Linked DNA regions of Homo sapiens: region 2 is linked to region 1. A link is a loop called in an ENCODE intact Hi-C map of the cell type or tissue named here. Cell type or tissue: heart right ventricle. All regions are shown on one strand. Each heading gives the region's core, and the rest is flanking DNA. Links, peaks and the distances in the headings are about the cores only. Region 1 holds the start of LOC124901044 (a long non-coding RNA gene). Region 2 overlaps LOC124901043 (a long non-coding RNA gene).

Evidence for each region. A loop is a pair of places that touch in the nucleus more often than their neighbours do. Peaks named below come from ENCODE experiments on the same cell type or tissue, not always from the same donor. Only the 100,000 strongest peaks of a DNase experiment are listed, where the experiment ranks them.
Region 2: it touches region 1 in a loop (2.9-fold over the local background); 7 of 110 quality-filtered maps call a loop at or near these places.

What each region holds. Positions count from the first base shown.
Region 1 is chr5:112,189,311-112,202,209 of GRCh38, reverse strand. EPB41L4A (erythrocyte membrane protein band 4.1 like 4A) reads left to right here. Exons shown (of 23, transcript NM_022140.5): 16 at 6,502-6,549; 17 at 7,565-7,642. It overlaps LOC124901044 (a long non-coding RNA gene), which reads right to left and starts at 7,613. Exons shown (of 3, transcript XR_007058902.1): 1 at 7,551-7,613; 2 at 3,086-3,197; 3 at 667-838. In heart right ventricle, for the core only: no CTCF peak of the experiment used is centred there; no DNase peak of the experiment used is centred there.
Region 2 is chr5:112,522,996-112,535,894 of GRCh38, reverse strand. It overlaps LOC124901043 (a long non-coding RNA gene), which reads right to left. Exons shown (of 2, transcript XR_007058901.1): 2 at 5,483-8,529. Among named protein-coding and RNA genes, the nearest start is that of LINC02200, 99 kb to the left of the region's middle. RefSeq lists enhancers at 12,711-12,830, 12,396-12,897. In heart right ventricle, for the core only: a CTCF peak has its summit at 6,173; no DNase peak of the experiment used is centred there.

The DNA of each region.
Region 1 (12,899 bases), core at 2,289-10,288:
GACACTGCTGGAGATACCACCACTGTAGCCGAACAAAGAACCCCCACTTCTCAGGAGTGCAAGAGTTGATGCCACAGGTACAACTAGAAGGAAAATAACTTTTCCTGTTCTCTGCCTTCAGATCTAACTGGAGTCTCTCTTAACTAGAACCCAGCTGGCAAAGTGTCCAGGAATATAAAATTTCCAGGCTTTCTATCTCTGCAGTAGAGAGTAGATTATAGATGAGTCAGTAGAGGCTGAGTACCAATGAAAAATATTCAGCCCACCATCACCATCTCAGTTTTACAGATGAGAAAACTGAGGCTCAGGGAGATGATGGTAGCTTGTCCTCTGTGGCACACATGGGATTGGAATCCCAGCCTGTACATCTGAAAAAGGTGGAGATAGTGATAGCCCTCATTTAAATAAACTGTACTTCAGCCCTTACTCAGCATTCTCCTTGGGAACACCAAGAGTTGGTTCAATTTGGACAATACTTAAAACCAAAGCAACACCACTGGGAAATACTTTAAAGTGCATTTGTGTGTATTGTGTGTTGAGGCGACATAGGTGGCAGGGATGATTAGAATTTAGCATATATTATTCGTAGATAGAGTTTTATAGTTTTCTACCCTTAATTAATTAGTGCAATTTGTCAGCACTCCCTATATAAAATAATTACACATGTTGAGCAGATAGTCATTTTAATACATTTGAAAATGAGCTTAATTACATTTTGCTAAAATATGGCTAAATTTGCATATTTTCATACAAAATAATTGCTTGAAATAGTTTGCAGCATATACACTCCCAAATCCAGACTTGACTTCTACACTGAGGTTCATTTTCCGCTGGCTTCCTGTGAAACACAGAGAAGTAATTGTGGAGAGTGGATACAGGATCCTTTCATTGGCGTATTCCAGGGGAAGGCTATTTAAATTTGCTGGGAAGAGGATCTTTTTGCCTGAGCATCCATAGAGCCTTTTGCCTGATGCACTTACAGGTCTCTTTTGGGGACGTGTGTTTTGAGGCAATGAGCCATTGCTGCATGTTGACATAAAAAGGACTAAAGCACATTCTTCTCTGTTTCTTCCCAGTATGAATGCCCTATAAGTGTCGTTGTCCTTGTCAGTCTTTTTTATCTTCACACATATTTACCTTGCACTCAGCACAAACCTCTACATTGCTGGATTAACACTGGCATTTAAAATCAAGACATGTCATCAGCATGGAAGAATCTCAAGGACTTAAATTTAATAATAGGAAATTATATTTTGCTTTGGATACCAGGATAATACACTTTGCAATAGATGTCAAAATTTCCTATTTTGTTTATCATGAGGTGGATACAAGCTATCAAATTCTGGCCGAGTCCAGAATAGTGGTCCTTAACCTTTTTGGGTGGTACTACCCTCTGAGATCTGGTGAAATGTTGGATTCATTCCTTAGGGAAAGGTAGGTTCATATTTAAATACATATAAACATCTGCATATAATTTTCAAAATTTATGGAGACCCTGAAGCCTGCTTGTTTAAACGTTCCTATTCTAGAAAAAGAAAGTCAGCATATTTCCTGGTAGTACAATATATTTTCACTCCTCAGCTTTCAATTTTACATTAAAAAATGTTTGGGTGCCTGTTGTATGCCATGCAGTGTGCTGCTGCCATTAGACAAAGTTGTTGTCCTTTGGGAGCTTAGATGCTGTTAAGGGATAAATACATGAGTCATAGGAATATATGTGCCATTGTGACTTTAATACATAATATGAAGGTAAGCTATGTGGTACTTAAGGGAATTTTAAAAACTTTTTATTGAAACCTAGCATGCATACAGAAAAGTACACGTGTCATAAGTGTAATGCATGATAAATTTTTATAAATAGATGCCTGTGTAATGAGCACTGTTAGGGGAAGTTTGCTGAATCACTGAGCCAAAGAGGTTGGGGTTAGTTTCCTGAGGTTGGATGCTTGCGCCAGGATCTGAGATACAAACAGGCTAAAAGAAAGGAGCAATCATACCAGATAGAGGGGCTAGCATGTGCAAAAGCATTGGGAATGGAAAGAAGCAGGAAACCTTCATGAAAACGAAAAAGGCCAGTGTTTATCAGACTCTGAGAGTGAATAAAAATGTGTTAGAAATGAGCATAGAGAGAAAGATGGGATCTGATCTTACAGCCCACCTGGACTTTGTTCAGGATTTTGGTCCTTAGACCAGTGGTTTTTTACAGGAAGTACAATAACATCACATTTGTGTTTGTACAGATGACCCTCACTGTCCTGTGGAGAAATGGTGAAAGTGGGTAGTAGCAGAAGACCAGGCAGCAGGCTATTGTCCGAGTCCTAGCAATAGAGAATGGGAGCATGGACCAAGGTGGTGATGTGGAAATATAAAGAAGTAGATGGTTTCAGTAGCCAGTGAGAGGTAAAATTGGTAGGAGAATCAGTATGAGGGGTAGAGGAGAGGGAGCTGTCCAGAATGAAACCCAGGCTTGTTCAGTTTTTTGAATTCGATGTGTTGCGTAGAAGTAGAATCATCAGGACTTCACAGGCTTGAAAGGGACAATTGCCAGTTTAGATTCTGATATCCTGAATTTATGGTACTTCTGAGAAGTCCAAGTGTGGGATTCACATGGGTTGTGAATGGAAGTCAGGGGCTTGATTTGCTTTATGGACCGAAATATAATCTTAAGTATGTTACTTGAAATATAGAGATTAGGTTGTTTAGGTGGATAGTATAGATAGAATGCAAAAAGACAAAGCCAATGACAGAGTTGTAAGAAGCTCCAGCATTTGGCTTAATTGAAGATTAACTGGTAAAGGAGAAAGAGAGATTGTGGCCATGGAAAAATCAAGAGAGTGAAAATTTGCATACCAAATGTCTCCCTTCTCTCTTCATTCCCAGAATACTAGAATCCAGGCTTATATTACCTAGGCAGAAAATTAGAGAATCCCTTTGTAAGAGATGGACAGGGACAAGAGAAAAGACTATGGATACTAGCTTTCAAAGCATCTTCCATTGAAACGGTTATATCTCCCAGGCATGAGACTAGAGAATCTCACTGCAGGAAATGGACTAGGTACAAGAGAAAAGACTTACATATACTTACTTTCAAAGGATCATCCAGTGAAATGATTGAGGCTGCCCTCATATTACTGTGAGGCCATTAATTAACGTGCACTGCACCATCCAAAGGGCTCCAGTCATTTTAACACTTACTGCTTGAATAGGAAGAGAGAGCCATGAACGCCTGCATTTGAGCATTGCTTCTGTCTAGAAAGGCAGAGACTAAAACAAACAAATGGGGTGTAGGGTGGGGTTGGGGGCATTCTCACAGGAAACAGACAATATAAGAAATAAAAATTTCTAAAAAACTAATTATTTAGAAAGATGAAAAAATATAACCATGAATTTCTATCAATACAAAGGTAAGAACTAATAAATAAGAGTTATTAGGCTTAAAATTAGTGTGGCAGAATTTAAAATGAGTAAAATATTTGGAAGGTAACATTAAGAAAATCTTCTCCAAAACGGAACCAAAAAACCCACAATAAAACAAATGTATGGAAATAAGAATAATAAAATTATCAAACCTAGATATCAAACATTCAACTAATACAATTTCTAAGAAAAAAGAACAGAGAAAACATAGGAGAGGAAACTATTAAAGAAACAGCAAAGCGAATATTCCGGAACTGAAGGATGTGACATTATAGAGAAGAACCCACTAAGCATTTGACATAATCGGTTGAAAAGTTAGATTCATTCGAAGGTTCATTATAACTAAATTTCAAAACATTATAGATTAACAAAGAATTCTAAAGATTTGGAGGGGGCATGGGAATATGGGAGAGAAAAAAATATCCATGTACAAATAGTGACAAATCAAAATGACATTGGGAGCCATGTACGGTGGCTCATGCCTGTAATCCCAGCACTTTGAGAGGCCGAGGTGGGCCGATCACCTGAGGTCAGAAGTTCAAGACTAGCCTACCCAACATGGTGAAACCCTGTCTCTACTAAAAATACAAACTAGCCAGGCGTGGTGGTGCATGCCTGTAATCCCAGCTACTGGTGGAGGCTGAGGCAGGAAAATCACTTGAACCCGGAAGGCGGAGGTTGCAGTGAGCTGAGATCGCACCACTGTACTCCAGGTTGGGCCACAAGAGTGAAACTCCGTCTCAAAAAAAAAGAAAAAAAAATTGGGCTGCTTAACAGTAATATCAGAGGAAGAAGGCAAAGAAGTATTGCCTTCAGAAGTCTGAAAGATTATTTTCAGTTTAGGAGTCTATGCCCAGATAACCATAATTGTTTGTATAGAATAAAGACATTTTCAGAAATTTTGGGTTCCAAAAAAGTGTATCTGTCATGCAAATTTTTCTGTTAGCAACTAAAAGATACACTTTACCAAAACCCAGACAAGTAGCCAAAAGACCTGGAGATGTAGGGTCCATCATATCAAGAAGCAAAAGGAGTTCCTTGGATCATGGTAAAGGGGAGTTAGTCAAAGGTCCAGGTATGAGCAGGAGGGCAGAGGGCTCCAGGAGGGATAAATGGAACTTGCAGATTACCTGAGTATCCATCCATAGCAGGAGTTTTGCTGTTCTCTCAGAGTTTGAAGAATTAGTGATAAGCAAAAGAACCCTAAGCAAGTGATATGTACATGGAAAACTTAGGCAAGTATCTTCTCTTAGAAAATTTAAAACCTACAAAAGAATGGAATCATATTCCTGGAACACTATTTAGATCGTCTGTGACCAATTTCGGTATAATTGTGTTTATGCTAAATAGTGACCCCAAAATTTGATGTAAGAACAGAGACCACATATTGCTGTTCATGTTATTTGATATAAGTGTGTTGGAGGAAATGGAGTAACGTAAGCCATACGTTAAAGAGATCAGAATGGGAAGGTGCTAGATTACAGATTGTAAGGAAATGGAGCATGGGGCATAGACACCACTCTCCAAAAGTTTGGCTTTGAAGGAGAGAGGAGAGACTGGGCAGATGAGGGGGGATGTGGACTCAAAGTAGGTCTATGTTTGTTTAAACAGTAGAGTCTTGAAAAAGTTAATAGCTTGTAAAAAGAGTCTGCTAGACGGGCAAGGTGACTGTGTGAGAGGTGGGAGGGTAGTTAATGAAAGTCATTGAAAAGACACAGGGTGATGGGACCACAAAGCACTGGTGGAGGGACTAACCTTGGTAGTAAGGATAAATCCATAAATAACAGAGAGGAAGATGTTGGTAAGTTTTTATTTTTGGTAGCAGGAAGATGAAAGAGTTACATCTGGAGGCTGCTTTTTCCTTCGGAAGGAGAAAACAAAATCATTTGCTGAAACAGGAGTACTGTGGGTCAGAGGGTTGCAGGGTGGAGAGTTTGAAACCACTTTGTACTTAGATCTGTGAAAAGTGGCAGGATTGCTGAACCGTGGTGTGGCCCCACTTGAAGTTAATGAACATGGATTTGTAGTGTAATACACCGCTTTTGTGTGACTCCTTCCAGCACTGCTCAGCCAGCTGTTTAGGACTGATCCAGAAAACTTGCATAGTTGGATTCACCCATGCCTGGGATTTTGCCAAAAAGATGGAATGAAAAACAGAGTTGAGGAACATGTTGAGTATCAGCATGCATGTTATTGAAATGATGGATTAGGAAATCTAAGCTGAGTACAGAAGACAGTGAAGAGAAGTGAAGAGCTGGTGGAGAGTAGCCAGGTCAATAGATAGTCTTATTGGGGTCAAAGAAAAGGAAGAATGGAAATAGTTGAATAAGCAATAACAGCTTATCTTGGTTGAGTGCTAACAATGGCCCAGGTCCTAGTGTATGCATTTTAAATGTATTAATTCGTTTTATCCTTTAGAGGAGACTTTAAAGGAGATTCTATTAAAAATGAGTCACTGAGTAGAAAAGTAACTTATTTAAATCACATAACTCATCAGTGGAGAAGATGGGATTCACATTCATGTTGTCTGGCTCTAGAGCCAGCACCTTTAACCAGGATGCCCCATTGAAGCTGTTTGAAAGTAAATGGCGAGTGGTAAACAGGAGGAAGAGGAGATTGTGGTAAGAGAGCAAAGTGTTTGGAGGTGGTTACAGATGATAAAGTCGTAAGTATGAGGTAGGTTGCTGAGTTGAAGTGGAGGAGATTATGAGAGAAGAGATAAAGAGAATTTGGAGCCTCAGGGTATGGGAAAGGGCATCCAAGTGAGATGATGTCAGTTCCACTATGGCAGAAATCAGCTTGGAGGATTGCAGTTCTGAAACTGCAGACTAACCTCATCATTGGATTAATGGAATTCGGACGGTTTGCAGGTTCCACTAGAGTGAGGCCAGGTGATGTTATTAACATTATATTTCTGGGACGTGTTGTATGTAGGGTTAGGCATATACATATGACGTAAATGTTTGGCAAATGAATGAATGTATGACAAATATGTGTTAACTGAAGTGAAACTCATTTTGGTGTGCTTTCCTTAGCCAATTGATAATCTCCTGTTTTCTTAAATGTCTTCATTTGTTTTCACAGGAAAGCCCATAACAGTGGTGAAGATTCAGATCTTAAGCAAAGGAGGAGGTAAAAAAACAAAAATGGAAGGACAGTCAGAGGGAAGAAGGGTTAGCAGATTTAGAAATGCTCAGAGTTAAGGAAAGAGCGGGGGCATTATTTTTTTTTATTTTTTTTACTTTCAAAAGCCAGTTTGTCTTCAGCTGATTCCCAGTCTTCCATTCTGTTGCATCCTAAGACTGTGCTGTTTCCTGCTCCTTTGTGTCTCAGAGGAGCTGTCTTATTTATCTGTTGCCATATTATAAACCACTGCAGAACTCAGTGGCTTAAAGCAGCAACAACTCTATTTATCTAGTATAATTCTGTCCATTGAACAGGCAGCTTTTTAGCTCGTCTTGTTCACGATTTCATGAGGCTGTGGTCAGATGACAGCTGAGGTTGTGTTATCCAGGGGGCCTTTCTCTTTCGTGTTGGCATCTTGGCAGAAAGGCTGGAGGCCTGGGACCTCTCTGCATAGTTTCTCCACCTGGCTAGCTTACACTTCTGTAGACACTTCTTTTACACTTCTTTAGGCTGGGAGGAAGCAGAAGCTACCAGTCGGTTAAGGGGCTAGTCCTGGAACTGACATAGTATCCCTTCCACCTCATTCTATTGGTAAAATCAGTCACAAGACCAGTGTAAATTCAGAGGATAGGGAAATAAACTCTACGTCTCTCAGTGGGGCGGATGGGAGGGTTACAAGATTTTGTGTCCATATTTAGTCCACCACCGACTTACGGCTTTGCCATGTCAGAGTTCTGTTGGAAGTGATTGATTTTGCGGTCCGTTCTGGGAACATACTGACATTCACCTTAATCGGTTTTTATATTTCCCCTGCATTGCCATTTCCCTGAGCTATAGACTCAGTCAGATGTCTTACTGAGTTCAGAAACACTGACTTGGAGAGGGATAATACAGCTCTTGATGTTTGGATTGATAATTTTACTGCAAAATGAATTCCAGAGGACCCATATAAACCTTTCTGAAATTGTTCGTGAGTTATAAATGTGTGTTTTTTCTTTTGTTCTTACCTTTTTGTCTTCAGGTCACGTTCACGCTGTAACACCAGCAGTGGTAGTGAATCAGAAAATTCTAATAGAGAATACCGGAAAAAGAGAAACAGGTAATATCTCAATATTATAATTAACTGGCACTCTGAAATCAGAGGCTGCCCTTGGTGGTAGAAACTGAGTGTCCTTTGTAAGTCTGTTTTTTCCATCTGAGTCTGAGAAGCAATCTGGCACTATTTTGAAGCACTTAGTTTAGGAAACTTTAGCTCTTTGAGTGGAGTTTTCTTATCTTCACAATAAGATGATTAAACAACTTGACAATGAGGTCCCTTCTTGTGTGTGTGTGTGTGTGTTTTAAAAGATGATTCTGTATATAGCTACAATGTGTAGTGAATTTCTCTAAGGCTGGTAAGAAAGTTTACCATTCGTAGATAGATTTCTCCCTGAACTATCTTTTCAATGGCATTACTATATTTTACCCAACCAAAAATAACTCATTGTTTCTTAGATTCTGCGGTTTCAGGCTTATGTATATATATATATGCTAATAATATGTGCATTTACTCATCTGTGTGTGCCTGACATTCCATATATGTAAGATAGATTTTTAAGATATTTTTAATCACATCATTTGACATGTAGTCAGTATTAGTGGTGGCTTAATGCATTAATCAGTTATCCCTAGTTCCAAAATATGCACTCGAAAACAAGAAGTATTTGTGTCATTAATGAAAAGAGCACCTTGGGAGTCAGAGGGATTTGGTTGCCAGTCATGCCAGTTGTTAACCCAGTGGTTCTCAACTGGGGGAGTTTTGTCCTCCCTGCCTTCTCCCCAAGGACATTTGGCAATGTCCAGAGTCATTTTTTATCGTGACAATTGGATAGGGGGATTGCAACTGTCCAAGGATGCTGCTAAACATCGTGCGATGCACAGGACAGGACCTGGCAACAAATAAGTACCTAGTACAAAAACATATCAGTAGTGCCACTGTTGAGAAACCTGTTTTCACCTAATGTGGACCTCTGGCTTGGTTGCTTTACTTTTCTGGGTAATTTTTTTCTCTTCTGAAAAATGAGGAAGGCCAGGTGCGGTGGCTCACGCCTGTAATCCCAGCACTTTGGGAGGCCAAGGCAGGCAGATCACCTGAGGTTGGGAGTTCGAGACCAGCCTGACCAACATGGAGAAACCCTGTCTCTACTAAAAATACAAAATTAGCTGGGCGTGGTGGCACATGCCTGTAATCCCAGCTACTCAGGAGGCAGAGGCAGGAGAATCGCTTGAACCCGGGAGGTGAAGGTTGCAGTGAGCCGAGACTGTGCCATTGCACTCCAGCCTGGCAGCAAGAGAGAAACTTCATCTCATATAGAAAAAAAAAGAAAGAAAGAAAGAAAGAAAAGTGAGGAAGTTGGATTGGATAATCTCCAAGGTCTTTCTTTAATGCTTAGAACCCTTGCGCTTGGCACAAATTGAATCAGTGATCCTCTAACTACAAAGCCTGTGTAATAATAGCCCAGACAGCATTGTAAGAGTGGACATTTTTTTAGGAAAGCATTCTATGTGGAGCCTTCTGAGGCTGGAATTACACTAGACAGATGGGAGATCTCAATGTGTTACGACACCTTTCTCAAAGAAATGATTTCAGTTTCTTCTTTGAAAACCCATATGTGGGAGGTAGCTCCTTCTTAAGTATCCTCTTTCTGATAAAAAATTCAGTATTTCTGCGCAAACAACACAAAACAAAGCAAAAATACCCACTTATTTTCTTATTTAACACTTTTTATTGATCAAGCCAGTATTTTAAGTCTGTTTCTGTTTTACCTAATATATTCTAAATTGTGCCCATAAGTGTTCTGTTCTCAACTGTTCAGAAGGTGGCCCTGAAAATAAATAAAATAAAACATTTTTGGGGGAGCCAAAATTGCTCACAGTACCATTCGCTACTGAAAATGAAACACTAGTGAAAGGTTGCCATCAAATAATTAAATTGCTCATACTGATCTGGTTGCACTGGCTTTAATATTTCTTGTAGGTATTTTCTCCCTTAAGAGTTTCTTCCCCCTTTTTCCTGGACAGATTAGATTGGCTTTCTTTGTACTGTGTAAAAAGTATATTTTAGAATAACGGTGATTCTGAATGTTTAATGCACTTTGTAAGGCTAGTAATGAGAAATAGCTTTCAAAACACATTCCGACACGTTTCATGCAAAAAATCCAACAGGCCTTCACAATCATTTATGCTACGTATAGAAATATTGCTCTAGGAATACCTAAGTTGCCTATGGCTGTAGAAGATGTGGTATAAAGTCTGCCTGTCAGTAGCATAGCAAAAAGTGGGCAGAGGAAGAAGAAATATAGCTTTCAGTTCTGATCCCCACCACTGCAAATTCTGGCGCAACAGGTAACTGTACAGAGAAAGAGGGTGGAAACTCATTGTGCTGTCTGTCTCTTGGTGCCACTTACCTGCTATGCTGTGCTGCTGCCAACCCCTCCATCCCATCATTAGCCTCTTAAATTTTGCCGGAACCCACTCATCCCACATGAGGATGCATAGGTCTGGATATTTCATCTGCAGCCCTGCAGTCTCTTCAGCCTCATTCGTCCTTCCTTTTCTTGGCTGACAGTGTGATCCAGCCAGTTCTCAGCAGTGTCCTTTGTGCTTTTACTACAGCACTCCGGTAACCCAATAATGGGGCAAACAGAATCTTGTACATGCTGATGTTCTACCTCTTGCCCATAAGGTCTCTAAACTCAGCCCCAGGTTGCTTCGTTACTTTCCAAGAAAAGCCTGCACGCCGATGCACCCTGCTTTCCTGTCTCTAGGAAACTGTAGCCTATGGAGAGGGACAACTACCGGGCAAATTTGCTTTTTAGAACCTCTTTTGGAGCCCGTGATGTATCCATTGGAACTCCGGACAGAGTCACTTTTACTTTCTGGAAGTTGCATGTGGTCTTTGGGATGTTGCTCCCTCTGCTACTCCTTCTTGCAGGATTTTTTTTTTTTTTTTAAACATAAATGAGGTCTTTTCTGTTAGGCATGAGGCCACTCCATGGAAATATTGTTTTCTTTTTTCCACGAAGTCAACCCATTGGAGCATAAGCTGCTTTACTGTTTCCATGGATAACCATTTAAACATTTCTCATTTTGTGTGAAGAGAAAGAAAAGTTAATAAAACAACATTTATGAATCAACTTTACCCAAAACAGGCTTTTGACAACCATTAAATTTTAAAAAATAATAATCCACACCAGCTCTGGAAGGCTAATGTTAGAAGCAAAGATTGTTGTTTAGTTTCAATTTTAGGAAAATATAACTGTAAATAACCACCCCATCTGTCTGTCCCCTTTGGGTCCAGAGCTAACAAGGCTCTGTGTGTAAGGGCCCTTGTGTTAATTGTGCCCTAACTGTAGGGCTTCATCCTACCGTGTTTCCTAGAACACCAGAGTAATTCACCCTGCTTCTTTATTTGGGACATCGTTTATGTTTTCCCTTACCCCTTTCCACTTTATTCTTTCTTTACTGTTCTCATAATCCGGTTGGGTATCCTACAGCTTTCTAGGTTTTGAGATTTGAGATGATAATTTTTCACTCTCTTTTTATAACCAGATAGAAGTTGGAGGCACAGTTTTTTTTAATAATATTTAAGATGACAGAAAGTTCTTATTTCTCCTTTTAGTTTCTCTACTACATCCTCATCTCCCTCTCCATTCTCTTGCTTCACTTTTCACTTTTTATATCATATTATTCTCACCCAGTTCCTTTCTGTTTCCTGGGCTTCCTTTCCAGTCTTTTTTCTTTCTTCTGTTTCCTTTGAATTCCCTCTCTCCCTAGGAGCCAATGGTATGACACAGAATAACCTGAGGACTTGGGACTGGGTCTTGGTTTTGCTGTGTGCTGATACTTGACCTTGGGCAACTTGTATAACCAATTCAAGTATTAGTTTTTTTCTCTTTAAAGTTGGCAGGGAGTGGGGGGAGGTATGCTATAACAACTGATCCATTTTGTTGAATGAGTTACTGTAAAGATCAAATGAAATGTAAGAAGTGAGAGCACTTTGAAGTACAGAGCCACGTAGTCCTATACCCACTTCCAGAGTTACTCACTGCTACGGCATCTCCTGTCCTCTCCTCCATCCTCTTCCAACTTTTCTTTTGGTCCTATGTTTCATTTTCCCACCTTTCCTAACTTTATACCTTTGGTTATTTTTACACCAGGATTCTTAACTTGTGATTCATGGGTAGGTGCTGGGGGTTTCATAACCCCATGAAATTGTATGTAAAATTGTATGTGGGCGTCAAGTGCGTAGTTTTCTAAAGATAGGGTCTGTAGTTTTTATCAGATTCATAAGGGGGTGTTTATGTAACACCCCCCCCTTAAAACTTACAAAGTTTTATCATCTAAATAGTGAAGGATTACATTGTTACTGGGAAATGAAATTGGTGTTTCAATTCACTGGTAGGATTAAAAACTAAAATGCCTAAACTTTCTTTAGAGATTACTTTGCTATACTAATTTGTGAAACAGTTGATTCTATTGAATTCTTGAAGTTGGGAACCTACCTAGTACAAGGCACTATAAAGTTAATCTACATGAATATTAGATTCTATTAGTTAGAATTTTGAATCTCGTCCCTGAGATCAGAAGGGCCAGCAGCTCGCTTATTGCTGTAGGTTTGAGACCATGGGCCATGTGCTGGACTTGCCCAGGGTGTAGGATGAAGGAGGACCTCGCAAGTAGACTTAGGAGAGTGAAACCTTTGATGAACTAGCTTTACCTGGATATGTCTTAAGCTTAATAAAATATCCTTGACATTCAAGGAAAAGGTTCTACAAAATATCCTTTGTGCTATTGATGAAAATCAGCAGTCCTTTGAGCATTCACTGAGGAGAATCTTTGAATTACTCATTCATTCATTACCTTTGATGTGTTTCTAGGCTCTTAGAAGTTTGGAAGTGGGAGATGTGGAGGAGTGGGTGACATGAGATAGTCTGGTGCGTTTTTTTCCATCAGCATAAAAGTAGAAATAACTTGGGAGCCTACCAAGTATTAAAACAGAGAAACGAGAGCAGCTTAGGGTAATAGTAGAACTAGAGGAAATTGACAACAGGGGACTATTTGAACGTTTCCCTAATTTTATTCTAGGATGTTTGCATCATAAACATGAGTCATGTACGTCAGTGTCAGGCTGCATGTTTGTGTACATATATATGTACATGCAAATCTGGGAGCCTGTACTATGAAATTGAACCCACTTTGAAGAATTCTGTGGCTTTGAGCTGGTTACTTTATCCTGTGAATCTTCATTTCTCACATGCAAAGTGGAATAATACCTGACCTGCCTACCTCACTAGAGGTTTGTGAAGTTCCCGAGA
Region 2 (12,899 bases), core at 2,901-10,900, 330 kb before region 1:
GAATGAATTCATCCATTCAGTAGATATTTACTGAGTTCTGATTATGTTCAAAGCACTGTGCTAGACAAAGTGGGAATTACAGAGATAAACTAAAAACAAGATCAACAACATTACCGTAGGAAAGAGGTGATCAATTTTTGCCTCCCTCAAAAGAGATGAAGGTGTTGGATTTGGAATTAAACTTACTCTATTTTCAGTGGACCACGTCTAAAATGTGAGAGATTACAAAAGTCCCAGGAATGATCCAAACCTAATAGCTCAAAAGAAGTTTCAGCAGAGTGGAGGACCTGGGTGGTGCATAGATGGCAGGAGATAGACCCACCCAGCAGTGAGGCTGAGGTGAGTACAAGGGAGAGCTCAGTGATAAAGGAAGACCTCTGAGGATACTGGCCCCAAGATGTTTGGCTTGTGTTCAGGCAGATAAAAACCACCATGGGCACGGACTGTGAGTCTTCTTCTCTCCCAAGAAGATTTTGATGACAATTTTACTAAGATGAAGTTAAGATGAGACAGCAACAAAGGCAGAAATAAAATTAGAGATGTGCTTGCGAGAGATTTAAAGAGAAAGCAGAATTTTGCCCTTGAGGTCTTCTTAGTTATACCTCAGTTACCTAGAAATAATATATTTTTGTTGTTGGAACACTCTCCCTAATTACAGAATGATAAACAAAACAAAACAAAACAAAAAACAAAACAAACAAAACCCTGTCAATCTTTAAAGAAATGAACAACCAAAAAAGGGTTACCATAAGGACTTTTGTTTCCTCTGTAGATTTTCAGACAGTTGGGGCCTCTTGGAAATTATAGAAAACCCCTGTTTGTTCTAGATTGGCAGCCACTGCAAATGTATGTAATGAAGGCACGGAGCAAGCAGGCCTCATGGAGCGGAATGATAAGGTGGTATAATTTGTCCCTCACTTTCCTTTTATATTTATTCAATGGGGAAAGTTTTCCCTTGGCTCTTGGATAAAAAACATCAGCAGTCCTATGGCTTTCCTTAACACACTTAACTAATAAAACGATTGCCACTCTTAGTCACCAAGCACAGTCTCAATTCGGAAGTCAAAATTTCTCATCCCATATAAGGCAAAACTCTGAACCTGATTCAAATATAAATCTTCCCTCCCCTACCAGGAAGCCTTCAACTGGAGGAGGGGTGTAGTTGGTTCCTTTTCCCTTCCTATGCCCTTCCTCCCCCAGCCTGATAATTGTGCTTTCTTAACCTTCCAGATCTGAAAGCAAAGAAAGAGAAGAATTAAAATAACCATGAGAGGTTTTACTTGACTGCTGCTACTACAAGGTGGCTTTGCAGCTCTTTTCCCAAGTTCTTGTCTTTTCCCATTCTGAACAATTCGGTCCTGAGCTGATTAGCTGATGCCCACCCAGATTGAGGGTGGGTCTGCCTCTCCCAGTCCACTGACTCAAATGTTAATCTCCTTTGGCAGCACCCTCACAGACACACCCAGAAACAACACTTTGCCTCCTTCAGTCCATTCAATATTAACTATTACAGTTGGCTATGGTGCCCAGAATGGGGTGTCAGAGCCCAAGTTGGGTGAGGAGGGCCTTGCCTCAGAGGGGTGCATTGGTGTGGCATGTCAGACCCCAAGCAGGCTGAGGAGGGCATCTGCACCAAGAAGGCTGTCCAGGGCCAGACACTGGAGTCAAATGAGTTGAGGTGGGTATTTGCATGGGAGTATGGGCTGCCTAAGGAAGCCAGAGCCTGTGCAAGGTGAAGAAAGTTCATGCCTTGTCACACATGGGGTGGCAGCCTGGTGCAGAGTTGGAACCCAAGGAGGAGGGTGGTCTTGTGGAGGGTATCAGAGCATGGACAGGGTGAGGAAGATGTCACTCCACACAGTGAGGCATGATATTGGCAACTTGCTTTCAAATAATTCTGGAAAAAGTTTTTAGTATTGTACATGCATGCTTCTGTAAGTTTGAGATTGTTTTTTTTTTTTTTTTTTAAAAAAAACCCACAACAATTTTCAAATATTCTCTGGCACTGGCGTGAGTTTAAAGGTAATGATTTCATAGATGCCATCATGTATTCTTTGGAGATTTCACTCCTTGTCCTCTCTCCACTTCCACACCATCTTCAAGGATCTCTCTGCAACTCTGTTCATGTGAATGGTGCCCTCTCATTCGGTGTGTTGCTTATTCCCTCTCCAATCCCTATGAGTCAGACTATGCCATCAGCTTCTCTCTACTGAGGACTTTGCCCTCCTAGGTAGCCCTATTGGACAGGATATAAGATGACCTCATGCCAGCTTTCTTGTGTGTGGTTCACATTTCTGTTATGTAAAATCCATGCATCTCTTGCTCTGACAAATTCTGTGTATGCAGGCCTATGTCAACCCAGCCATCTTTCCCTTGGCTTACCAGTCAGCTGCTGTCCAGCCTGTCTCTCACCCTTGAGTGCTCAGAGGGGAGTCACACTCAAGTGCAGTGTGTCCCCACCCCCAGACTTCAGGAAATACACATTAAGCTCTCTGAGAATTCCCTTTGATGCTTCTTCTTCTAAGTTGAGATGAAAAAACAAGCAATTCACATCCTATTCTTTTGCGAATGAGGTGGTAGAGGAACCCACAGCACATGCAGAGCTTTCAGAAGACATATCACTCTTCAAAAATCCCTTATTTTCATTTCCAGTAGCCAGATGCTTTTATATGCTCAACGTGGATGACGGATTTAAGAGCTGTGCAACTCTGGTTTTGACATGCATCATGGTTATGCAAGATATTAATGTTGGGTGAATGTGGGTGAAGGGTGTGTGAAAACCTCTGTACTATTTTTGTCACTTCTTCTGAATCTTAAGCTATTTCAATATGTAAAGTTATTTTAAAAATGGTCATGCAACTAATTTTCATTTTTGGATAACATCTTGTTTTAGAATGTTGGATTTGGATTTAGAATTAAACTTACCCTGTTTTCAGTGGATCAAGTTTGAAATGTTGTCTCTTTTGTGTTTTGATGTCAGAAGTTCTAATTTAAAATCTTAAGTAGTGTGAGATCATGGCCGACAGGATGGGGGCAGGACTAGATTGCAGCTCTGGACAAAGCAGTGGAGGGCAGCTCACATTGTGAATTTTAGCTCCAGATAGACTGCAAGAACAAACCAGCAATCCCAAGAAGACCCACAGACCCTCCGAAGGAAGTGGACTGCTCCTAGAGGATCCAGGAGACCCTCCCAAAACTGTGAGTGCCCCAACTGTGGAAGTGAGAAAGGGAGACCTTCCTCTCCCAAACACACACCCACACTGTAGCAGGACAAGCTGCAGTCAAAACCCCTCAGACACTGAGTTAAAGAAGGAAGGGCTTTATTTAGGCAAGAGCTTTAGCAAGACTCACGTCTCCAACAACCGAGCTCCCCAAGTGAGCAATTCCTGTCCCTTTTAAGGGCTCACAACTCTAAGGGTGTCCGCTTGAGAGGGTCGTGATCAATTGAGCAAGCAGGGGTACATGACTGGGGGCTGCATACATCGGTAATTAGAAAGAAACTGAACAGGACACGGATCTTCACAGTGCCTTTTTTATGCAAATAACTGATTAGGTCAGGGGTCGATCTTTAACTACCAGGCCCAGGGTGTGGCACCGGGTTGTCTGTTTGTAGATTTCATTTCTGCCTTTTAGTTTTTACTTCTTCTTTCTTTGGAGGCAGAAATTGGGCATAAGACAATATAAGGGGTGGTCTCCTCCCTTATTCCCCCCATTTGAGAATCTCACTCAATAGTGGGAGTTCTCACTTTCATCCTCACTACCCATGTCTTCTTGCAAGACAGATCGATGGTGATTCATATAGTACACTTGTGCTGGAGTATTTTGGAGAGCTAAGGTAGCGATGAAGCTTTTTTATCATTTGAAGAAGTACAGGTAGCAAACAAGGGAGCAGTAAGCAGGTTTTTATTACTATTATAACTCCTATTATAAGAGTTTTAAATCCTCCTAGCACTGGGAGCCATTTTCCAAACATGGCTTCAGGATCAAATCCATGCCACACTTGCATGGACACGTGTGCCAGTTTTGTCATATCTCTAACTATGTCTTCAACCACTCGCCCTTGATCATCTATGTGTAGACAGCAATTAGTAAGGTTAAATTTCCCACAGACCCCTCCTTCAACTGCTAGCAAGTAGTCGAGAGCCAATCTACTTTGATAGATAGCATTTCTCATCTGAGTTTCTTGCCAGGCCAGAATAGTCAAGGCTCTGCTGGTTGTATCAGTGGTTATTTCTAAGACAGCTTGTAACCGTATGATTTGGTTCATCATGTAAATGGGGGTCCGGCGTCCCCATGAGCTGTCTTGTGCCCAAGTAGCAGGCCCATAATATTGTATGATTCCCTCAGGGGACCATTCATCATCTTTCCAATTTCCTATAGCTTTGCTTCTCTTTTCACTGGAAGCATAGACAGGGAAGCCCAGGAGTTCACCTGTCTTTATGGGCAGTAGAAAGAAAGATGGTTTAATAGTGACAATAACACAACTACCCGCCCACTGTTCGGATAATTTGGCATAAGCTCTATGCCCACATATCCAGTATAATCCAGTGGGGGCTGTCCAGTCCCGGTGGGACTCCGGGTGGGTCCACACGGTTTGCAACTTTGGGAATTTACTAAGTGGATTCCTCTCTGTGTGATTTGAACTCCACCAAGTGACTGTCTTTGTGGTGCCATTATACAGTTTCTGTTCCAGACAACTAAGTCATTCTACGGGGTAAGTGAATTCTTTTCCTTCTCTAGCTATGCAATATTGTCCAATAATTGAGGCTTTTAGGACTCAGAAATTATTAGAGTGATTCTTTTGAGCCAGGAATTCATCAGGAGCTGGGTCTGTATGTACTAATTTTCAGGCTTCCCATGGCCATTGATCTCCCACTGCAGTTCCTCCACAGACATAACATGAAGTGACATTGAGAGACTGGGCTACATGCTTGGCTAATTGCAAAAACAAATTTCTTGTTTTTCCTGGAATTTCTGGTACTGGCACATTTAGTTCATCATAGAAAGTTTGAAACACTGGCTCAGGAGAGTGTTTGTAAACTTCTCCTCAAACTAAGAAATTTACTCGAGGATCCAGTCTGGCCCCATTGATTCCTAAGGTCACATGCTCCCCTTTTCTCCAGCGTGGATCAAGGGGATTGGTTATTACTAGCTCTAAGGTGTTACCTTGTCCCTTAGTACAGGAAGGGCCATTTTTTCCTTTCTGAAGGTGGACTGGATCCTTTTCATTTTTTATCCAAGTGGCCCAAATGACACAAGACCAGTATCCACATTCATTTCCACACAGTCCTAATTCATGACAAATGTACTTATTTTTGGTCACATAGCCTTTTTCCCAACTAAAAGAGCTATATCCCCTTCCTAACTTATTGCTATTAATGACACCACAGGTATCAAATTTCAAGATTGTGCATCTGGGCACCCCTTTTTCTTCTGTTCTGGCTAATACTTTACTTGTATCATTTATGAGTCCCCACCAGTCTTCAGTCCTTAATTTTATTTCAAAAACTGTGGACATGGGAGGCTCAAAGGGGTCATAACACACATCTGGCCAGTCATTTCCTGGGCTACATACCTTATACTGAGTGTCGTTATATAAACATATTCCTTTTAAATTTCCTGGGCATTCATAGTAACTATAGAACAGAAAGATTGTTGTAACTTGTTGTGCTACCTCGGTAACCTGATGTATACACTGAGAGCAGTCCTACATGTGAGGAAAATCAGTGGAAGTTTTTACTATACAAGTCCAAATTATAAGGAAAGTGAGTCCCACAATGATCCTCCTCATGTTTTGGCTGTGCGTAGACCAGTCAGCTTCCAGGTGTGACTGGAGCAGGGCTTGTCATCCTCCTCAGAGTCACTTTGCAGGGGTTGTCCAGGCTCTGTTTTGCCTCCCAGGTTTCAGCGGCTGCAGGATTCACATGGCTGTGGTGGACCCAGGATGGGATTCCTTCTACCTTTACAGCCTTGGGGGTGGTCAGGATGATGGTCTGAGGTCCTTTCCACCATGGCCACAAAGGGGCTATGTTCCAGTCCTTGATCCACATGCGATCACCTGGAGAGAACGGGTGAACTGGGGAGAGTAAGCTGATGGGATACCTCTCATTTACCCAAGTTGAGATTGTTTGTGTAATTTTTCCTAAAGCCTGTAGCTGTCGCTGTAATTCAATTTCACCTGACACTTGGGGAGTGCCTGAAAGCCCCAGTAGTATGGGAGGAGGCCTATGATACGGTATTTCCTAAGGGGAGTGTCCTGTTTTCTTAGAAGGAGTGCATCTAATTTTAAACAATATCATAGGAAGAGACTGTATCTGCTTTAATCCTATTTCCTGACATACTTTCCCTAAACTATTTTTGATAGTCCGATTCATTCACTCCATCTTTTCCAGAACTCTGAGGTCAGTAGGTGGCACATAGCTTCCAAGTGATTCCTAATGCCTTTGCTGTCTTCTGTACCAAGTCAGCCACAAATGCCCGCCCATTATCTGAGCCAATTCATAAAGGCAGTCCAAACCTAGGAATAAAATCTCAGAGAAACACATGGGTTACCTCATAGGCCTTTTCAGTTTGTGTTGGATACGCCTCCACCCACTCAGAGTAAGTACACACAAGAACCAGCAAATACTTGTTACCTCCACATTTCGGCATTTCTGTGAAATCCACCTCAAAATCCTCAAAAGGAGCCGCTCCATAAGCTTGTATGCCGGGTGGAACAGTGGGGCCTTACCTCGCATTGTGCTGTTGGCAAATAATGCACTGCTGTGCTACAGCTTTGGCAAGGGCTGGCAAGTATGAGATGTAGAAGTAGCAGCTTAACAATTTTTCATGTGACTCTTGACCTAGATGAGTGGTTTCATGCATGGCCAATATGATTGTGGCTCCCAGCAATTGTGCCATAGCTACTCTCCCATCTGGCAGTCTGATCCATCCTCCTTTTATTACTTGCCCCCCTTCTGCATGGAAGAAGTCTTTTTCTTCCTTAGAATAGGTAGGTACCAGGTCAGGTGTTTGAGGGAGTAAGGGGGCTGCTACTGATGCCCAGTAAGGGGTAGATGCTGCATTTTGAGCTTCTGAATCAGCTCAAGAGTTTCCTAAGGCCACTGAGGTGGAGGCTTGCTGGTGTCCCCTGCAGTGCATGACTGCTGCCTTCTGAGGTTTCCACACTGCCTCTAGTAATTGTAGAATTACTTGTTGATATTTTATGTCCTTTCCCCCAGAGTTTAACAGGACCTTTTCCTTATATAATGCTCCATGCACTTGGAGGGTTAGAAAAGCATATCGAGAGTCAGTGTAGATGTTTAGTCTTACCTTCACTGAGTTCTAGAGCCCGAGTTAAAGCAATGAGCTCAGGCTTCTGGGCTGAAGTGCCCTGTGGCAACAGTTTGGCTTCAATGGCAGCATCCAAAGTTACCACTGCATATCCTGCACATCTTTCTCCTTATGGGTTGATGAAGCTACTCCCATCCACGTATAACTCCCAGTCTACTGATGCCCATGGCTGGTCCCAAAAGTCAGGTCTGCTAGAATAAACTGAGTCCAACACCTCTACACAGTTACGCTTGACCAGGCTCTCTGATACTGGGAGCAGGTGGCGGGATTTAGGGTGTTACAGACTTCAGTGGTTATGCGGGGATTTTCACATAGCAAGCTTTGGTACTTGATTAAACTAGCATTTGGTAGCCAATGATGTCCTTTGGTATTCATCAAAGTTACCACAGCATGGGGGGCCTTTATATTCAGGTTTTGCACAAGGGTTAGTTTATCTGCTTCTTGTGCTAACAGGGCTGTTGCTGCCAGGGCCCTTAGACATGGTGGCCAGCCTTTGGAAACCCCATCTAGTTGTTTTGAGAGATAGGCCACTGGTGTAGGCCAGGGCCCCACAGTCTGGATTAAAACTCCAACTGCCGTTTTTTCTCTTTCTGACACATAGAGTGTAAAGGGCTTTGTCAAATCTGGTAGTCCTAGGGCTGGGGCCGACATAAATTTTTCCTTTAACTTACAAAAGGCTTGCTGTTGTAGAGGTTCCCATTCAAAGCGCTCCCAATCGCCCCACTTTGTAACCCTGTACAAAGGTTTTGCTAGCATTGCAAAGTTTGAAATCCCTAATCTGCAAAACCCTACAGCTCCTAGGAATTCCCTTACTTGCCTCCTGGTTTTAGGTTCTGGTAGGCTGCAGGTGACCTGCTTTCTTTATGACCCCAGGCTGCACTCCCCTTTCTGAATAGTGAATCCCAGGTAGCGTACCTGCTGTCTGCAGATCTGAGCTTTCTTCTTGGACACCTTATACCCACAGTCCTCCAGGTGCTGAAGCAGGGCATCCATCCCTTTTGCGCACCTGACTGCCGTGGAGTGTCCCAGCAGAAGGTCATCCATGTACAGGAGCAAGATGCAGCCTAGGTCTTTAGCAGGAAACTTTTGCAGGTCTCGAGCCAGGGCCTCCCCAAAGATAGTAGGGGAGTTCTCAAACCCTTGGGTAAGCTGGGTCCAAGTGTACTGAGTAGTGACACCTGACTCCGGATCTTCCCACTGAAAGGCAAACAGCTTCTGGCTCTCAGGAGATATTCTGATGCTAAAGATGGCATCTTTTAAGTCTAGACAGGTAAAGCAGCTATCCTCAGCCAGCAGCAGCCCTAACAATGTGTAAGGGTTAGGAACTGTTGGGTGCAGAGTCACTGTAGCTTGGTTGACCAAATGCAAGTCTTGTACTGGTCAGTAGTCCTTGGTCCCTGGCTTAGGGACAGGCAGGAGGGGAGTGTTCCATGGAGACTGGCAAGGAACTATAATTCCATAGGCTTTCAAGTGCCTGAGTTGAGCCTGGATTCCTTCAAGAGCTTCCCTGGGAACTGGATACTGCTTTTGTCTAATTGGTTGGGCCCCAGGCTTAACTTCTATGAGTACAGGGGCTTGGTTGACCACCAGTCCTGGAGGATTATCCTCTGCCCATATTCAAGGCCATTGCTTAGCTAGAGCTGGTTTTATCCCTTGGCCTGGCTCGGTTAAAAAAAAGTCTCCATTCTTCTTCCTGGGGGACTGTAAGGGCCATGATAACTCCTGTTCTGGGTAACTTTTGCTGTAAAGAGCTCTGTTTTGTAAAGGAGATGGTGGCTGTCAGCTTGCTAAGCAAGTCTCTTCCCAGCAAGGGCAAGGGACAGTCAGGCATGTACAAGAACTGGTGAACTATTTCTTGTCCACCCACCGAGCAGGTCCATGGTAGATAGAAAGCCTGCTTAGTGGAAACTCCTGTTGCTCTGGTTATATCAATGGTTTTCTTGGATAAGGGGGCAAATGGGGTGGTCACTACTGAATGTTCAGCACCAGTATCGACCAAAAACTTAATGTCCTTGCCCCCAATTGTAATCCTGACCATGGGATCCTCGGGGGCACTTAAGCCTGGTCCCCTTCAGTCCAATAGCCCTTCAGCCAGATTGAACAGAGTTCCCTCATCTTTATCTGAGGTCTTTTGTTCCAAATTACCTTGCTTTTCCTTCAGTTGGGTACACTTATCTTTCCAATATCCTGTTTCCTTACAATAGGTGCATTGGTTACATTGCAAGCATGGGTGATTAGACTGGATATTCTTCCCAGAACCCCCCTTTCCCACTCCTTTCGAGGGAATTCCCCTAATGGCCACAGCCAGTAAGTTGGCATTTCACCTGGCCTGGCATTCGCCTTCCTTACGGCTTTCTCTGTGGCTTATTGCATCTCTATTTACAAACACTTGATTGGCTATTTCCAGTAACTGTGAGGTATTCATACCTGCAAACCCAACCTGTTTCTGCAATTTTCTCCTGATATCTTCTGCACTTTGACTAACTAAGGCCATGTAAATCGTGCACTGATTTTCAGGGCTATCTGGATCAAAGGGAGTGTACATACGGTAAGCCTCACACAGTCTTTCATAGAATTGTGCTGGACTCTCCTCTTTTCCTTGGATGACCTTAGAAACCTTATTTACATTTGTAGCCTTTTGAGCCCCTTTCTTTAGACCTTCTATTAATCCCTCACAGTACCGTCTTAGCCTCTCCATGTCTGGTCCCTCGTTCGGGTCCCAGTGGGGGTCTGCTCCTGGCAGCTGAATTCTTATATATTCTTGGAGGTTTTGGTAATCAGCTGGGACGCGCCTCTCTAGCCACTTAGTTGCCACCCAGAGCACCCTTTGCCTTTCATCTGTATTAAAGAGGTACATGAGCAGCTGGTGGCAATCAGCCAAAGTAGTATTATGAGTCTGTATAATAGTTTGGAGCAAGTCAATTAAAGCTTAAGGGTTTTCGGTATAAGATGGTGTATTATTTTTCCAATTGATGAGGTCAGCAGAGAAGAAAGGTTGATACACAAAGGCACGCTTTTCCACCATGTGTCCATCCTCATCTACCCCAGTATATCACTGCTCTCTCAGGGGCATTTGGATTCCAGTCTTGGGCCATAATGGAGCTGCCAATGGAGGATTTTCTCCTGTGGCTTCACTTCCTCTTTTGTCTACTCTGGGTGGTCTAGGAGTGTGGTTATCTGGTGGAGGTGTACATGCTATGGGCTCAGGAGTGGGGAGCCCCTCTCAATAAGGGAGGGCGGGTACTGCTGTTACCAATTCCTGCCACGATTCTTCTGGTGTTGGGTTGGACAGGACTTCTGGTACCGACTTACCTCAGCGGGTGGAGCGAGAACCTTCCTTAACTAACTGTCCCTTTGCTACTAGTACTGTTGCTGCCTGTCCTCTTAACCACTGTGGGGGGTTCAAATCTAGCTGTAACCAAGAATCTATATATGGCAACTGATCTGGGTGCCCTGGCTTACAGGTTACCCTGTGCCATACCTTCGAGACAAGGGACCTGTGCAGGCTTCCTTCTGATGGCCAACCCACCTCTAATGCTGGCCAGTCTATCTCACACAAAGTCCTAAGTTTTCCTGGTGTCATAGTAATTCCATAGTATCCCTTAAATCCCTTTTTGAAAATTTTCAACATAGTTCCTAGTGGGTTGGACTTACTTTGTGCCTGACCCATGTTTCCTCGAGACAAAACACCACGCTCACACCACACGCACACCACAAAACAAAGAATGGGTAAAAAGGGCACACATAGACTTTTTCAGTTTACACCAAACCAGAATCAGAACCAAAATCAGAGTATTGAGAAATCCAAGCCAGGTCAAGACCAAAACCAAAGGATCAAGCAATCCAAGTCAAGTCAAAAACAAAAAAACAAAATGCCGGTATGGGCATGCCATGGGTGATCAGGCCATGCTTCCACTCAAATGGAGTAGGCAAGTTCCAAAGACTAGTCTTACCAAGTTTCAGATGTCCGGACTCCAAGTGCCAGTTTCTTACCATTGTTAGTCACTGTGTTGATCCTCCATGGGGGCCTGCCACACACTGCTCTGGTGAGGTGTTCCACTGGGGGAATTGCCTACCTGGAAGCGCTCTCAGGATCTGCATCACTCAAGCTGGCTGGAGTCCCCTGCAGGGATGCTCCACAGGGCAGGCCTAAGCCGCCTAAGGGGCTGCCTCAACCATCCATTAATCACATTGCTTCCTGGTCAGGGAACCAAGAAATGTAGCAGGACAAGCTGCAGACATAGCCCCTCAGACACCGAGTTAAAGAAGGAAGGGCTTTATTTGGCCAGGAGCTTTGGCAAGACTCACATCTCCAACAACAGAGCTCCCCAAGTGAGCAATTCCTGTCCCTTTTAAGGGCTCAGAACTCTAAGGGGGTCCACGTGAGAGGGTCGTGATCAATTGAGTAAGCAGGGGGTATGTGACTGGGGGCTGCATACACCGGTAATTAGAAAGGAACTGAACAGGACACACATCTTCACAGTGCCTTTTTATGCAAATAACTGATTAGGTCAGGGGTTGATCTTTAACTACCAGGCCCAGGGTGTTGCACCGGGCTGTCTGCTTGTGGATTTCACTTCTGCCTTTTAGTTTTTACTTCTTCTTTCTTTGGAGGCAGTAATTGGGCATAAGACAATATGAGGGGTGGTCTCCTCCCTTATCACTAGAGAAGCTGAAGGTCTGTTTGTGGGAGAAGTTTCTGACTTTACCTGGAGCTAAGTCAATTTGGAGAGTAGAGAGAAATACAGGGGTAGAGAAAGCAGCAGAAAGGCCCTGGGAGCTTGCTGGGTCCCCTAGCAGGCCATTCCTGCATGACACCACAGGGATCCATTGGAAGGGTGGCCAGAGGAGCAGGGGGTAAAACTCCACAGAGAGAATGAAATCTCTGGTTGAACTCTGTAACAATTTGAACGGGGTGAGAAGCCTCCTGGCCAGAACTCAGGGGCGGGCGCAAATCCAGTGTGCGGACTCCACTGGCAGGGGAAGAACCAAGCCCCTATTTTCACAGCTGGGAGGTGGATAGCCCGGGGCTGGTTTTCAAGCCCCTATCACTCTCTGCCTGGAAACGGTCTGGGGGCTGTTATGGGGGGAACGATGGGAGTGAGATTGACCCTTCAGTTTGTGTGGGAGCTGGGTGAGGCCTGTGACTGCTGGCTTTCCTGCACTTCCCTGACAACCTGCATGGCTCAGCAGAGGCAGCCATAATCCTCCTAGGCACACAACTCCAGTGACCTGAGAATCTCACCCCCATCCCCCACAGCAGCTGTAGCAAGACCCGCCTGAGGAGAGTCTGAGCTCAGACACACCTAGCCCCACCCCACCTGATGATCCTTCCCTACCCACCCTGGTAGTGGAAGACAAAGGGCATATAATCTTGGGAGTTCTAAGGCCCCACCCACCACCAGTTCCTCCCCATAATACCACAGCTGATGCTCTCTGGAAAGCACCACCTCCTGGCAGGAGGTCAACCAGCACAAAAATAGAACATTAAACCACCAAGGCTAAGAACCCTCACAGAGTCCATTGCACCCCCCACCCCCAGCCACCTCCACCTGAACAGCCACTAG